Regions from separate parts of the Homo sapiens genome. Here region 2 is linked to region 1. The links are chromatin loops, found by intact Hi-C in ENCODE. Cell type or tissue: IMR-90. All regions are shown on one strand.

Region 1 (2,500 bases):
TTATCAAACCAGTTGAAGCCTTCCTTCTATACAGTGGTCCTCCAAACACTCAGTCATTCCGTTCAGACAAGTGGGTCTTGAAGATTCTGAGATCATGGATGTAATACACTTGCAAACGCTAACCTGTTGAGATTCTGTGTTATTATTTTATATTTTAAAAATAAGAGAATAAACTGGAATACTGCAGTGCTGCTAAACCAAAGTATGATATAGGAGTGCAATTGTGACTAAGGGATCCTTTTATTATTAAAGATATACTCCTTTTGAATTTGCATATTACCCTTTGCCTGAATCAGCCTTTCCATAGCAGGCATGCAAAAGACAAGCAAAATCTGCTCTATTGACCACAATTTTAGACTAAAAGGATGAAATTAAGCCTGGGTCCCCTGGCCTACTGTGGTCTGGAGAACAAAGCAGTCTTTTCCAGGTGAAATTGCTGATCCCTCATACAAAGTTTTGATTCCTCCTTTAGAGTGTGAATGGTGGAAATAAAAAAATAAAACCAGGGTGGACTTCCATTAGAGAAAAAACAATAAGTGGCAAAATAGTGGCAAATATAGAGGGGCAGGTTCTATTGGAAAGATTATCCCTAAGAGCGAGACGTAGCTTGTCATATCCAACCCCACCATGTGAGTAGAGGACAAGAAACAAACATTCAGAACACTCCTGTATATCATCTCAGCAAGAGACAAAGGCCTGTGCAATAAAAATGGGGCTTAGAGCTAAAAACTTATCTGGGCTTTGTTGTGTGTTCAGAATCAGAGTCTGAGATTCTATGGCGTTTTTTGCAAGTAAGTTAATTTAGACCAGAAATAAACAGAAATGCCTTCAAGAGACTTACAGATAACATAAAGGGATGGTGGGGCCTGTGTTAAACCAAAGACTATTTGTCTTATTTAAAGGTATTCAAACTCAATTTTCTTGCTGGGCAAAAGAAAACAAGCCTGCAAGCCCACAGTCACCATGTCCTAGAGGAGCCAAATGCAGGTGTTGATGTCTGGTGGTTTTAGTTTTTCATTCCACTGGCTGCAGAGGGGACTCCCTTTTATCCCAATATCCTGAATCTTTGCAGAACCTGCTACCAGACAAGTACACCTTCCCTCCTTTCCTGAAGCTCCTACTATGACCCCCTAGTGGGAGGAAGAGCATATGCAAGCATGGTGCTTATTGCGAACAAGATCTAATTTCTTACTTTCAGATCAGAAGAGGGTTTCTCCATAACCTGACTCCCTGTGAAACAGTCATCTCTGAGGTTCCCATATGTGGTCACTCTAGTATGTATGTCTGTCTGTGCAGAATAAGTAATCAGATATACAGCACATCCCAAACTTGTGACAGCTACTAGGGAAAGGGAAGCACAGGAGTAACAATCATGAAAGAAGGCTAGAAATATAAAGGTTCAGGAAATGATACCGTTCCGAATCATTGTCACCAAATTCAATGATTGCCTGCATAATGCAGAAAATTGGAGGGATTTTTTCTAAGAAGTACAAAGATTGGGTGTAGCAACCTTATCAAATCAATTTGCTGGAGACCTAGGAGAGAAATACAGTTGTAGATTTCAACTTCTATTCTTCCTCACTCGGGTGCTCTTCTTTCCTACCCAGGTCTCAAGATCCTGCACTGGGTATTTAGGTTGACTTAGGGGACAGGGTCTTTAGAAATCTCAAGAAGCCAAAATCTGAACACAGTCACTTATGCCTGTAATCCCAGGTCCTTTCAAAAGTAATCACATTTCCATGAATTTCACCCTTGTGAATGGGGCATTCTTTCAGGGCATTTATTTGTGCCCTATTCATATTAATAAAAAATAAAAATTCCATTTGAGAAACTCAACTGGATGGAATTTGAATAGTCAAATTAAACATTTCCATTAAAATTTATAAAAATCGTCCCGATATTTAGTTGAAAAGTGAGGAATATATACATAGGTATACATATGTTTAGGAAATATAAAAACGAAATAAACTTAGGTTCTGGACCAAGTAATTTAAATAAAAAAGGAATAAAGTCATAAATAGCATTATTATAATAAAAACTGGTAAAACACACCAGGACAATTTTCAAACCAATGTCAGTGTGTTACCTTTTACTTACTGCCTATGGTAAATCCAGCACTTTCTCATACATCTCCCAGTTTATTTCTCATATCAGTCACATGAAGGAAGATGTTTTCTTTATTTGCCATATGTAAAAAGGGACAGAAATGACATTTGAACCCACATCTTCCAACTCTGTGTCCTATAGTGATTTCATTGTACCAGACTAGATTTCAGAGAAATACTGTGTAGCAGTTTTATTTTGAGATCGTACATAGTTAGTTCTAATATAACTAAGCCCTAATTTATATTTAGCATCATGTCAGAAACATGATAAACAAGAGTAACTGCTCATTATTAATGCAAGTGACTTGCAACTCTGCCCTGCGATTTTTATTCTGGATATATCTATCTTGTGCCATTTCAATGGGCATGTGACAAAGGAAAATTACACTGTCATT
Region 2 (2,500 bases), 49 kb after region 1:
GCAAGGTTGTGAAAGAGTGAATGAATGAATGAATGAATGAATTATAGAAAGCTATATGCTTCTGCACAGCTTTGAGATTGAGATGGGGAGCTGATTTTCTCCCTTTTGCACCTTATTTACATTTCTACTTGAAATGTAACTGTTTTAATTTTATACTGAGCAAGGACAATGGTATTACTTTAATATTGAGAAAAAACTAGACTATGCGATGTTTGTTTTATTTATTTTTAAGGTTTGGTCTTATCACTGGGGAAAAATGCAGACACAGATAATGGTCATACCCATCTGTAAAACATAAACAATTAAGTGATAGAGTTTATTCAAGAGATATTCGTTACAGTGTTTTCAAAGGAAACTTAGGGACAATCTCCCTAGACATGTACCTGCTTGTGTGTCAGTTTGACTTAAATCTTTGGTTTAAACAACAACAACAAAAAAAGGTACCTAACAGTGATAATCTTCTATATTTAAAATCAAAAGCTCTAGAATAAAAGTAGAGGCTATAATTCTGATTTTAACAAAAACTGCTCAGAAGATTTGAAGTTATCATATAACTAGAAATAATATTTCTTCAACTGCTCTTAAACTTTCCATGTTTTCCTGCTTTCTAAACCTATGATGTATTTCATAATCACATTAATTGCATCGAGGAGGGTGAGTGAGATGGAGAACTTATTTAAATTTTCATTTCTAATGGTTTCTACTCTTCTTTTCCTTTACTCACAGAATGTTTACACAGTTAGCTTTCCTAAGCCTGGTTTTGTGGAGCTCTCCCCTGTGCCAATTGATGTAGGAACAGAAATCAACCTGTCATTCAGCACCAAGAATGAGTCCGGCATCATTCTTTTGGGAAGTGGAGGGACACCAGCACCACCTAGGAGAAAACGAAGGCAGACTGGACAGGTACCCTCACACCTAGCTGATAATGCATTTTCCCTAATGCTTATATAAAGCAGTTAACTTACTTTTGTATTTTTAGTTTCGTATCATTTATTTCTGCTCTCATCTTGGCTAGCAAGGACTGAACATTCCATATTTCCATGCTGGCCTCCTATTTCACTCACATCATCTCCCCAGGACAATTGTCTTCTCTAGGATGTTCCTGTTGATCAATTGTAGGTGCAAAGTCACCCTCATATTTGCACCTATATTTCCTATGGGTTTAACATATGCATATGTAAAGAGGACAGCTTAAAATATATTCACATTATCTTAATTTCTACTGTCTCCAAGTCCGACTCCTTACCAAATCTGTAGACAGTCAGCTTCGGTCCCTTAAATTTAAATGTAAATTCCTCTAAGATCATTTTCCCAGTTGCACAAGCTGAAGTAATAGTCTTTTGGGCCTGACTCATCCCATCCTCTCTGGACACAAAGAAGGGCAGAAAATGGATCTGGGAGAAAGCAAGTAGAACACAACCAACACAGACAGGGACAATTTTATCCCAATAGCATTCAAGGATGTTAAAGCCTAAAGAATGTCAACCAGCCGGGTGTAGTGGCCCATGTCTGTAATCCCAGCACTTTGGCAGGTCAAAGCAGGAGGATCGTTTGAGCCCAGGAGTTTGAAACTAGGCTAGGCAGCATGATAAGACCCTTTCTCTACAAAAAATGTTTAAAAATTAAATGGGCATGGTCGTGCACAACTGTGATTCCAGCTATTCAGGACTGCTATTCAGCTGTTCACGCCACCACACTCTAGCCTGGATGACAGAGTGAGACTCTGTCTCAAAACTTTTTTTAAAAAAGAGTATCAATTTTGCAAGGACATAAACTTTAGTATCTATATCCCCTGTCCATTTGATTCTGTTAAAAGCAATCCCTCAACTGCCCAGATTTAAGCATCATACCTCTTATTGCCTTGGTATTCTTTAATATCTTCAATCACATTTTTTAAAACGTAATTTTCCATTTAATCTAGTTTTTCTCAATGAAAGGGTTCATAGGAATTATTTTGTCTGCCATGACCAAAAGAACACAATGCTTTACAAATATATCCTTAAGTATGCACATACCCTTGTAAACCAGATCATGTTATTTGTGATTACGTGTTTTAAAAATCAATTTTAGTATGTAACATTTAGTGATCAATCATATTATGTAACAAATCTTATTTATTTTTCTAAAAAATACAAAGCCCACACAAAATATTCACAAAGAGAACCCAAAGATGTATAACCACGAGTAACTTGGATTATTTCAGGAATGCAGAAGTGGTTTAATGTTAGAAAATCAAAATATCAGCCAGGCACAGTGGCTCACGCCTGTAATCCCAGCACTTTGGGAGGCCAAGGTGGGTAGATCACAAGGTCAGGATTTCGAGACCAGCCTGGCCAACATAGTGAAATCCTGTCTAATTTGTATACTAAAAATACAAAAAATTAGCCAGGCATGGTAGCAGGTGCCTATAATCCCAGTTACTTGGGAGGCTGAGGCAGGAGAATTGCTTGAACCTGGGAGGCCGAGGTTGCAGTGAGCCGAGATTGTGCCATTGCACTCC

What was found. Peaks named below come from ENCODE experiments on the same cell type or tissue, not always from the same donor. Only the 100,000 strongest peaks of a DNase experiment are listed, where the experiment ranks them.
Region 2: it touches region 1 in a loop (2.6-fold over the local background); 4 of 110 quality-filtered maps call a loop at or near these places.

The regions. Positions count from the first base shown.
Region 1 is chr6:129,431,775-129,434,274 of GRCh38, forward strand. All of the region lies in intron 41 of LAMA2 (laminin subunit alpha 2), which reads left to right. Among named protein-coding and RNA genes, the nearest start is that of ARHGAP18, 280 kb to the right of the region's middle. In IMR-90, a CTCF peak has its summit at 1,136; no DNase peak of the experiment used is centred here.
Region 2 is chr6:129,480,537-129,483,036 of GRCh38, forward strand. It overlaps LAMA2 (laminin subunit alpha 2), which reads left to right. Exons shown (of 65, transcript NM_000426.4): 55 at 727-903. It overlaps LOC124901401 (a long non-coding RNA gene), which reads right to left. Exons shown (of 2, transcript XR_007059767.1): 1 at 1,247-2,500; 2 at 1-1,154. Among named protein-coding and RNA genes, the nearest start is that of ARHGAP18, 230 kb to the right of the region's middle. In IMR-90, no CTCF peak of the experiment used is centred here; a DNase peak (open chromatin) is centred at 1,345.